Regions from separate parts of the Homo sapiens genome. Here region 1 is linked to region 2. A link is a contact called in ENCODE POLR2A ChIA-PET data. All regions are on one chromosome and are shown on one strand. Each heading gives the region's core, a stretch centred on a gene start or an enhancer-like site at or near the end of the contact. The rest is flanking DNA. Distances are from core to core; before and after follow the strand shown. Region 1 has its middle 140 kb from the start of NALF2. Region 2 holds the start of EFNB1 (ephrin B1).

Region 1 (5,705 bases), core at 1,943-4,442, 530 kb after region 2:
TGGGGCTGGGGTTGAGGCCTGGTCCTGAGGCAAGGTTGCTACAGCTCTATGGGGACTAGCTTGGGAGTGTCCTGCCCTGTAGCTCTTTCTTGGGGGTGGAGGAGCAACTATGGTTGAGGCCCCCCACACTCTATCCCATAAACTGTCTGCTGGGGGAAGTCTTGCCTCAGGAGGTTTTCCTTGTGGCTTTCTGGGAGGTTTTAATTTAGCAAAAAAAGGAAAGTGGTTTGGACCAAATGGTCTCTTTCAGGACTAGAGTCTTTAAAAAGCCCCCCTGAAATCTGGTGCTTTTGCCTACCCATGTTCTCCCACTGCCTATCTTCCAACATCCTGTCCCCAGTGTCTTCTACTAGGTGACTAGTTAGAAAAACATCATGTCCTCTGAGGAACAGTTGAAAGAACTGGAGGAGAGAAGACTGAGGAGGCCTGAGTCTATGTCTTCAGCCCTTTGAAAGACTGTCATGAGGCAGAGGAAGTGGACCCTGCATGGTCCCAGGAGTACAGTTAAACGAGGCCCCAGCTGGTATGTTCACTCTGTTATCACACAAAGCATTGTTCCCATTTTATAGATGAGGAAACTGAGGTCCAAGGCCACATAACTAGGAAATGGTGGGGCTGCCTTTCAAAGCCAGGTCACTTGACATCAAATCTAGCACTCTCCATATCCCGCTGCTCTGAGCACTGGACAAAGGCAACCAGTAGGCAGTGTTGGGTTCAGCATAGGCAACCCTTTTTAGCTATCCCTCAAAGCAGCCCCTACCCCACCCATGCAAGGTAGAGGCTGAGCTGTGCATACCCCCAGGCTGTTCCCAACCACTGCCTATAACCCACTCTGTCTAACCCTGTCTCTTCTCCACCCCTCACCCTGCCTTAGACCTTTGGCCTGTATCCCAATTCTGCATCTACCTCTGACATTCCTATTTGCCTGGAAGTAACACTCATTCTCCCAAATTGACATGCCCCAGAATTTCCTTACTCCCAGGCTGGCTTTGGACCTTTCAGAACTCAACTTAGCCCAGCTAGTTTGCCCTGTGCTCCCATCCTGTCCACTCCTGCCCTCCCGACTTAGACAATAAGGAAGAACTTCCTGACAGTCAGAGCTGTCCAAGGATGGCTGGGCAGAGCTGGCTGCCCGGGACCAGGCATTAGGTAGGGGGCTGTCCAAGCTGGGAATCCTTCCAGTGGTTTCCATTGATTTACATATTCATCTTTCCTGCGTGAGCCCTTCTATTATAATTCATCGGTTTTGCAAGCACCCTCTTGTTTCCCATTCTTTCTTGCTGTCTCCTTCTGCATCCTTGTCTTCATCTGACTTTCTCCTCTTTCTGTTTATTTTTCACTTTGATTCTCTCTTTATCTTTCTCTGTGTATTTTTACCTCCTCACATTTATCTCCCTTTTGCCTCCTCTGTTTCTGTCTTTTTCTTCCTTCCCTCGATCCTGAGTCTCTTTCTCTGTGTCCTCCCTGCCCCTTCTTTGTCTCTCTAGCTCAGTCCTCCATCTGTTTCACTTTTACTCTGGGTCCCACTGTATTCTTCTTTCTCTCTCTCCTATTTTCCCACCTTTCTCCCTTTCTGTCTCTGCCTCGCCTGCCCCAGCCCCTCCCTCAGAGCCTCTCCTGACCGAGGGTCTGCTCTACTTGGCGAAGCCTGCTTTCCTCAGCTCTCTACAAAGGAGCCACCTGTGTCTTTTGTGTCTCTCCAATCTCAGGCTGTAACTTCTGTGGCAGCTCATACTGGGAAGCTGGATTTGAACAAGATCCTCTTGGCCCCTGGGAAGCTGGAGGAAACCCTGGGTCCTGCAATTTCTTTCCCCAAAAGAGGAAGTTACATTCTCAGCCTCCTTTAGGCCTCAGCTGGAGCTCCTGGTCTGCTCAGAACCATGGGACTCAGGAATAAGCGGGCCCTCAATGACACTTAGGAAGTCTGGTCTTTTGAGCTCAGCTCCACCATGGCCACCCTTTCTCCATATCTGGAGGTCACTCCCCTCCTCTGGCACCCACTTCAGGTCTGGCCCCACCCTTGTTCCAGAATTGCTGATGCTTACTCTCAAAGGAACAGGAAGAAGCCCAGTATTGCTGAAGTCTAGACTGTGGGGTGACAATTTGGCCCCAGGTGGCCTAGAGCAAGAGCATAGCATGGGAAGAGTAGAGGACTCAGGTTGAGAGTGGGTGGGAGAAATCAAGGGATGAAACTGGAGAGGTAGGCTGGGGCTAGGCCAAAGAGGAGGGTTGGATTTTATCTTGAGACTACTGGGGAGATATTGAAGGTTACTAAGCAGGGAAGAGAGAGGGCCCTATCTGGCCTCTGGATGGGTCCTGGATTGCAGAGGGGCAAGAGAAGAAGCAGGGAGAATGGTGAGAAGGCTGTAGATGAAGTCTAGTTGAGAAATAATGGAGCTTTGGACCAGGGTGGTGGCAGTGGAGATGGAGAGGAGTGGACTTTTCATGGCATATTTAGGATGTGGGATATAGAGTTTGGTGGTTAATTAGCTGTATGTATGGTAGGAAGGGAGGTGTCAAGGCAGATTCTGGCTTGTACAGTTGGGTGGCCGGTACTACCTGCTATTGGCATGGAAAACATAAGAGGAGGAACAGTTTGGAGACAAGATGAGTTCCGGGTTGGCCATGTGGAATCCAAAGTGCTCATGGGTCATCCTGATTGAGATAGCAGTCAGGCAGTGGCAGGTCCTAGAGCTCAGAAGGCAGGTCTGGAGTGGAACTAGAGATGTGGGAGATGGCCAGGGAAGCTGTGGGAAGGGGTGAGCCAGCCCAGAGCAAGAGCATGGCATGGGAAGAGGAGAGGGCTTAGGTTAGGGTCTGGGGAGATTTTCAGGAATCTGCAGAGCAAAAGAAAGTCTGTTAAGGAGACTGAGCAGGATGGCTCAGAGAGATTGGATGCCTGGAGAGCACAGGGGCAGAAAAAAACAAGGAAATGATTAGTGCCAAAAGGAAGGGGTCATCAACTGTGTGAAATGTTATGAAGTCAAATATCATGAGGAAGGAAAAGTGTCCAGCAGATTTCATGATGAGAAGTGGTGACTTTCATAAGAACATTTTTCAGCAGTGATGGGCATGGTAGCTGGACTGCAGTAGTTGAAAAAGTGGGGACAGCCAAGAGTGTTTGCCCTAATCCTGCCACATTCCACTCTATTTAATCATGTTCCTCTGCTCAGGAATGGAGAGGAGCCACCAAGCTTCCATTGCTTTCCACTACCCTGAGGTCTGAAGTCTGATTTTCCCTCTCCCCACCCATGACTCTCCTGTGCACGCACACACACACACACACACACACACACGACAGACACATGCTTCTTCACTTCTTTTTGCTTCAGCAGGCTGAATTCTAGGGTTCCCCCACCCTTTCCCACTGCAGACTCAGAAATAAATTGTTCACTGCCCCAATGGTGAAATCTTATCTGGTCTGGTAAAAAAAACGTGTGTCTGGAGCAGCTGAGCTCCACGTTTCAGCCAAGTGGGTGAGCTGGCCGCTGGCTGGCTGGCTAGTGTGCAGCCTGGGGTGGGGGCAGGGGTGGGAGATGGGAGGAGGAAGGGGAGCAGAGACTGGGATGGGTGTGAGGAGCAGGGGAAGGGGAGGGGAAAGAAGAAAGAAGATTGGGAAGTGGGAAGCGGGGCAAGGAGAGCTGTGAATGCTGAGAGGCTGGAAATGTTGAAAATGGAACTGCTTCCTGCAGTCAAAACTTGTGTCTAAATCTTGCCTTCACTACTTGCTACCTCTGTGGCAAGTAACTTTCCTCTCTGAGGCTCAGTTTGCTCATCTATAAGATGGATTTCATAATAGGTATCTTATTGTACTCTTCATCAGGCAGAATATTTTCTTCTTACTCTTACGGTCATTGTCCTTGTCATTATTATTATCAGGACAGTGCTGGTGTTGGGAGAAAGCCAGGCAGCTTTCTGGGGACCTTGCCTGAGCTACAGAAGCAACCACCCTGGGTCCCTGGGCCCCAGAGTCCTATACTTTCTACCTGGCTTTCTTTTCAGGGAGTGCTCGGGTTGTCTGAAGCTGGTAGTGGCAGCCAGCAAAGATGTCCGGGGCAAGCTTTAAAGAATGGCCATCTGGCCCCAGGCTTAGCAGTTCCTGCAGCCCTTTTAGCTTTTGCTCAGAGACAGTCTGCAGAAGGGAAGGCAGCCCAGCCTCAGGGGCTGGAACTCCACCTGCTTAGACACACCTATCTTAGCTGTACACCAAAGCCAATCCATTTTCAGGCCTGACTTTTGTGAGCCACGACCGCAGCTTTCCACAGACACCTCCGGCCAGCTGCTCACCACATGCTGCCTGGGTTTGGAGATGGGAGAGCTTCTGATGCCACAGGAGGACAAGGAGGCCAGAGGAGCACACAAGGCATGCCATCCACCCACCCCCAGGATCCTGATGTAGAGGCTGGTGTTGCTCTCAGGCTTAGTGCTGGCGAGCTCTACCTTCTCCTGTCCCTGGATCTGCGGAGTCCTGAGGAAACTCCAAGCCATGTCTGCCCCTTTGTGCCTACTGCTGCTTCTGCTCTAACCCCTGCTCTCCTGCCCTGTCAGGACGTTTCAACAAAAGGAGATCTACTGCTGAGGGGATTACGACTGATGGAAAAGAATCCATCACAGCACTAGGGCAGCAGGAAGTGGAGAAATGAGACACACTTTTCAGTTTGGGAGGGGGATGCCACCTCTTTCTGATTGGCAAGGCAGGAAGCTGGGGCCCAGACCATGCAGAAAGCCAAGCCAAAAGGGTGCTGGTGCTCCTCCGGGGCTGTAGGCCAGGAGCAGCAGTGGCAGACCATCTGGATGCAATCAAGCCTGCAATGACCTCATGGGGAGAAGGGGGGAGCCCCCAGAACTGAGAGCTTTGGGCCTCGCTCTCACTGATGAGGGAGGGAGAGGAGCTGTGTGGGGATGAGACACGGAGCATTTAGTGAAGTGAGAAGTATGAAAATGGATGAGTCAGGACAGAGGGGAGAAGCAAGCTGCCATCCTCGACTCACTTGGACTCAAAACTTTGAGAGAACCAGCCTGAGGAGAGCCAAAGCAGAAGCTGAAGAAGAGCTCCCATTCCCCAAGTCCATGGGCTCCAAGTGCAGCCTTGCTTGGAAAGGCAGGGACAGCAGCATGTGGCAAGGTAGGTTTCAGATGGGTTCCAGTCCCTGCATAGACTTAGAAGTTGGTAGGCAAGGTAGCTGGCAAGGACTTTCCAGTGTGAGAGGACTGGGTCCTTTCGGATGATCCCTTGGAGAGGTCTGTAGGGCAGAACAGGAGAAGTGGAGTCCACAGTGCAGTACAGGGGAACTGGCAATGGCCTGAAGCCCAGGTCCCAAGCAGAGCTAGTGGAGGAGCTGGAGCTTCACAGCTTGGAGCAGAGAAGGGAGGGGAACAGGATCGTTGTCCTCAAAGTTCAGAAAGGCTGTCATGAGCAGAGGGAGCAGACAGTTTCTGTGGGGCCCCAGGGGGCAGAGATGCCTGGGCAAAAGCCACAGGGAAACAGAGTTCTTCAGCTTAATCCAAAAAATAATTGTCTTAAGAACTGTCCAAGCATGAAATTGGAGAGGAAGGAGATAGTGAGTGCCCCATTACTGGAGATGTGTGAACAAGGGCTGGACAGCCACATTGTGGATATTCAAAGAGTAGAGGCGGATGGTCTCTTGGCATCCTCTGGCGACCCTGTCATGAGACTGCCTGGCTCCATGAATGAGGTTACTCAC
Region 2 (5,320 bases), core at 2,366-4,865:
CCTTGGCACACACTCCTTTCCACAGCCTTGGTATATCAGTGTGGCCTAGTTTACATCCTGACTTTTCCACTTCCTGGCTGGGTGGCCTTAGGTGAGTTATTTCACCTCTCTGTGTCTCAGAGTGCAAGGCAGGCAGGGAGAAGTCAAGGACAAGGGCCACAGAAATAGAAAGGTGTGTGCATGTTCATACACATGTGTAGATGATAGTGAACATGAGAAACTCTGGGGGCTAGATTTTAAATTCCACGAGGACAGTACCCGGTCCTGCCACCTTCTGCTGAATAAATGGATAGGTGAGAAAGAATGAGAGTTTGTGTGCATATATGTACAAGTGTGTGAGAATATGAGAGGAGATAAAAAATGTGCATGTGCCACACAAAGCATGTGTGAACAGGTGAGAACGTGTGTGACTGGGGATGAGAGTGTCTCTGTGGGAGGCTCTGCAGAAGAGTAAGAGTTTCCATTTAGTAAGTACCACAGTGGGCCAGGCATGATACTAAGCCCTTCACATGCATTGTCTCATTCACCCGTCACCACGGCTCTGTGAATGAGGGACGACCTCTAGGTTACAGACAAGTAACTGAGGCACACAGAGGTGAACTGACTTGCCCAAGGAGACACAGTTCATAAGCAGGGAACTCTGTGGCTCTGAAGTTTATACCTCCCTGCTGCTCATGGGTGTGGGAAGCTGAGCTCAGAAGGAGCAGCTCTGCTCTCCCAGGGCTGCACGATGCCCGAGGCTTCCTGCAGCTGCCAGATGTTCTCCTGCATCTCTGGGTCCAGGATCCCCCACATACAGGTATCAGTGTTTGGTGTTCCTTGTGGGCAGGGCTTGTTGGAGCTGCTCTTTGTGTCAACAGGGATGGCCCCGCTCAGAGGTCAGCACAGAGGCACTGCTCAGGAAATGCTGGTGGACTTGAAACCTGATAGTTGTGTGTGTGTGTGTGTGTGTGAGCACGTGCGTGGATGTGTTTGTAATGACACAGTAACCTGGGAGAAATGGGTGGGGAGTGACTGCCAATGGTATAGGGAGGGCTTGGATGAGAGGGCCCCCATTGCTCACAGATCCTGACTTCCTCTCAGGCTCCCTTGGGAGTAATTTTTCCCTACCTCGGGGGCCTGAATCATTACATCTGAGGCCCCGCCAGGGTGGGTCAGGAGGTGGGAACCTGGAATCACTGGCCTAGCCATGGCAGGGAGTAGGCTCAGCTCTGCTCCTGAGGCCCCTGTAGCTGGTGTGGGCAGGTTGAGGCAGAAAGGCTGTGCTGTGAGCAGGGATAAGTAGCATGTGGAGCAGGTCTGGACATAAAGAGTCTTCTTCTCATTTCCTCTGCCACCCTGCCCACCGGGATTAGGTGCTGGCACACTCAGGAACTGCTTGTCTTCCCATGTTTCCCAAGACTGGCCGCATAGCCTCATCTCCCCATCCCCCACCTGGCCTTGGGCTCTCCTCCTGTGGGGCACCGGGCATGCTGGCTGTGGGGAGGAAGAATCAAGGCTGGCTCTAGGGTTGGCAGTGGTGGTCTTAGATGAGAAGAACTCTGGGCTATGGCCAGGAATATAGATGAACTTTCCAGGCCTGGCAACCTCTTGAAGGACAGTGAGGGAAGAGTCCTGGCCAGCCCCAGGCTGCTGCTGTCCATGCACGACCCAGCCTTAACCAGGAATGAACCAAAGAAGCAAAGAAGCAAGGATTGGCTGGGAATTTGAGCCAGTATGGTACAGGGGAATGGCCACAGGCTTTGGAGACAGATGTCCCAGGAGTCAAATCCTGCTTTCACCACTGATCAGCTTGGTGATCTCAGATGAGTCACTTCTCTCTGAGCCTTACTTTCCCCTGTAGGTAAAATGGGGATACTGAAACTCATTTCAAAAGGTTATGAAAGGAAAAGCATCTAACTTGGTTCTTGACAATAGTAGGCACTCAGTAAGCAGCAGGCTGCTTTCTGTATTCAGGTTTTGATGTCCTAGCATGCACTCCAGGGATCCCAGTCTCCCAGCTAGACTACTGGTGTGTCCCTACACCCTATTCATCTCATCTCTCCTTCCTTACACCCCAATGCAGGGTCCAGCTGAGAGCTCAGAGACCCCAAACAGCTCCTTCTTTCCCTACCTACCCAGAGCCACTTCACCCTCAAGGGCTGCCCCTGGAAGTGGGAAGGGCCCAGATTTTCCCTATTTTCTCCTCTATTTGGGAGAAAATAAAAAGACAAAATCTGGGCTATTCCCACCTCTACAGCCACAAAGATCATCAGAGGATCCACTGAGAAACGCAGTAGCTCAGTCACCTATTAAGCGAGATGATGGACATGAAACTGTGTGAATGGTGGAGCACTTTGGGAATGTTGCTCATCTAATTATCTCCATAAAGAAAAAGTGGGGAGACCTTGTATTCTTGGCAGTCCCTAAGCCTACCCCAAACTCAGATATCCTTCTAGTTCTTTCCCTTCCTCCCCATACAGGGTGACGGTTTTTGCCAAGGCTACGCCTGTCCCAGGTCTTGTGCTATGGCAAGCTCCGGGTTTATCCCAGGCGCCCGCAGTGCTATGGAAGTCCAGCAGGGGGAGACATTAGCACGTGGGTACGTCCTCTGGGGTCCGACCAGCGAGAGTGGGTCGGACCTGGAAGGTCTGAGCTATGGGATCGAGCCAAGTTATAAGCAAAGAGGCAAGGCGGGGCGGGAAGAATGGGCCAGGGCTGGGAGACAAAGACCCAGATGGCGAGGCCGGGACAGGCTGGAGTCCGGCTTCTCCGGTCCAGGATGCCCGCTTTTGCTTTTTCAAAAGTCTCATGCCCTGTGCTTTTTCCTCTTTGCCCTCGAGGTGTCTTTCTTTATCGACGTGCCCTCTCATCCCCGCTTGCCTATCCCGGGACCTTGCCCGCGCCTTCGGACAGGACAAGACTAAATCTTGGCTCCAGAGGTCCCACAAGGCTCCCCCAGAAAGCTGAGATTCCGAAGGCCTGGTCCCCAGGGGCGATGAACACGCCTTCTCTCCCCACCACACCCCACCCTGCTCCCCGCCCCACCTCTAACCCCAATCAAGTACTGGACCCTCACCAGTTTCCCCCTCCCACTGTTCTCACTTTTATGTTCCTGACTCCGGGTCCAAGTGCAAGCAGACAGTGCATTTTGAGGGCGAGAGGAGGAAAGCCCACTAAAGCCTTACGTGGGACTGGACGAGGAGCAGACAGGCTGTCCTTGACACGGAGGTGGGCACAGAGCAGGACTTCAGGGGTCCTGTGTGTAAAAAGAAAATGGAAATACTTTCCTGGGGTACTTGGGACAGGGTCAGTGGGCTGGGGTGTTGACCAGACGCGTGGAGAGGAGAGCAGGCCGGCAGCTCTTGAGAGTGCCAACTTCCCACGGGTTGAGCTCTCTGGGAACAGGACTGAGAGGGACCCAACCCTAACCGCACGAGCCGCACACTCAGATTGGTGCCATCGGGCGCGCGGCGTCCTTAAGAGCTCCCTGAAACCCCGCCCCCTTCCTGCTCTGGGGGCGTGGTATGGGGCAAGGACCCCGCCACTGAGCTTGCTATTGGCTAAGAGAGCAGGGTTGGCCTTGCGTTCGCCTGAGCAAGGGAGTAGACAGCACAGCGGCAGCGGAGGGAGTCTATGCGAGCTGGACAGCAGTGGGAGGTTTGTGAGGCTCGCACTGGCCGCAGACCCTCGGGCTCGATCGCCCGGGAGCCAGGACTCGGCGACGCGAGGCTGCCGGGCTACCCGGCCGAGGCTTCGGGGGCGCAAACTAATGGGACTGGCTCGCTCGGCAGCATCTCCCCGCTCTTCTAAGTACACTGAGCAGGGCCCGCGCTGAAGTAGAAGCTGTCCGGGGGCGCGTAGCCCGGAGTCCCAGTGTGGCCCGGAGGAACGGAGCCCGTGCCAGGGCGGCCCAGTCGGGAGCCCGGGGACCGAGCTTGTGCTGTGGGGAAACCCCCACTTCTTCCAAGGGACAGCGATCCCGGGACGGTCGAGGCGTCGGGGCGGTCACCGAGACCTCTGCGGGAAGACCCCGTCGGGGAGAGGGCGCGCAGCCCCGAAGCGTCTCGGGAAGTCGAGCGGAATCGGGCGGGATCACCCGGGGGCGCAGAGCCCCCGTCGCGCCTCGTGCGGCAGCGGAGAGCCCAGGAGAACGAGCCCTCGGGGGCCGAAGCCCATGCCCGGGTTGGGGGCGGCTGCCCAGTGAGTCCTCCTGGCCGGCCGGGCGGAGAAGAGCGACACCGAAGCCGGCGGGAGGGGAGCACTTCAAGGCCGGCGGCTGCGGAGGATGGGCGCCTGAGCGGCTCCGAGCGCAGCGCGGCAGAGGAAGGCGAGGCGAGCTTTGGTGAGGAGGCGCCAAGGGATCCCGAAGTGCAGTCTGCCCCCGGGAAGATGGCTCGGCCTGGGCAGCGTTGGCTCGGCAAGTGGCTTGTGGCGATGGTCGTGTGGGCGCTGTGCCGGCTCGCCACACCGCTGGCCAAGAACCTGGAGCCCGTATCCTGGAGCTCCCTCAACCCCAAGTGAGTAACTTATCTCCTCTGGACGCTGGGGTGGGAGGCACTCCTTCAGGGTGAGGCCGCACGCCCCGGAGTGCATGTGGGGAGGTCTTCGGAGGAGGAGCGGCGCCTCATTTTGTCTCCGGCTTTTTCGAGTGTTTTCCTGCGGGCGGGCGGATGGAGCAGGGTGCGGCGGGGTGGGGTAGGGGCACTTGGCTGGGTTGTGACCCCCCGGGCTTCCCACCCCCTGCCTCTGCACGTCTTGGATGAAGTCGAGGTGGTCGCACAGGCGGAGCTGGGGAGTCCGGGCGCCCGAGAGCGCACCGGAGAACTGAGTGGAGGCGAGAACGCAGCTCCCTCCGGGGCCCCTGGGAACGTGGTGATTTTCGCCGAGAGCCGCTCCAGGAGCGAGCTTGACTCGGGCGAGGGACGAGGCCAGAACACGGGTTCCTCGTTTGCGTAGCTGTGGAGGGAACACAGAGCGGGACCCGGCGCTTGGGGTGGGTGGCAGCGCCAACATCCCCACTCGGGCTTCTCCCATTTTCATTTCTCTTTCTTCCCTGTTTTCCTCCCTGGCTTTTTGCTTTGCTGTCTCTTTTTGCCCCCCGCCCCTCCTTTCTCCCTGCCGGAGCGGTAGAAAGGCGGGCGCTGCTCCCAGGCTCACAAAGGCAGCGGGTGGAGAGGGGCGGAGTGGGAGAGTGGTCGTTGGGTAGTGGGGGTTCGAACCAGTGCCCGTCAGGGGTCCAATGGAGCCGGTAACAGAGCTTCAAGGGCCCGCCAGGGCGGAGAGTGGCGGCCGAGCTGTTGAGGGAGGTGGGTGGAGAAGGAGCGATTCCTGCCCAGGC

The links. ChIA-PET counts read pairs that join two places held with the same protein, here RNA polymerase II (POLR2A).
Region 1: POLR2A ChIA-PET joins it to region 2 with 16 read pairs in AG04449. The contact joins the enhancer-like site here to the promoter of EFNB1 in region 2. POLR2A ChIA-PET finds 5 or more read pairs at or near these places in 4 of 52 experiments (AG04449, BJ, Panc1 and 1 more).

The regions. Positions count from the first base shown.
Region 1 is chrX:69,358,264-69,363,968 of GRCh38, forward strand. No RefSeq gene overlaps it. Among named protein-coding and RNA genes, the nearest start is that of NALF2, 140 kb to the right of the region's middle. Within about 2 kb of position 3,193, at least 2 of the 41 ENCODE cell types and tissues checked have a DNase peak (open chromatin) inside an H3K27ac peak, as active enhancers do.
Region 2 is chrX:68,825,406-68,830,725 of GRCh38, forward strand. EFNB1 (ephrin B1) reads left to right here and starts at 3,616. Exons shown (of 5, transcript NM_004429.5): 1 at 3,616-4,499. The coding sequence starts at 4,372.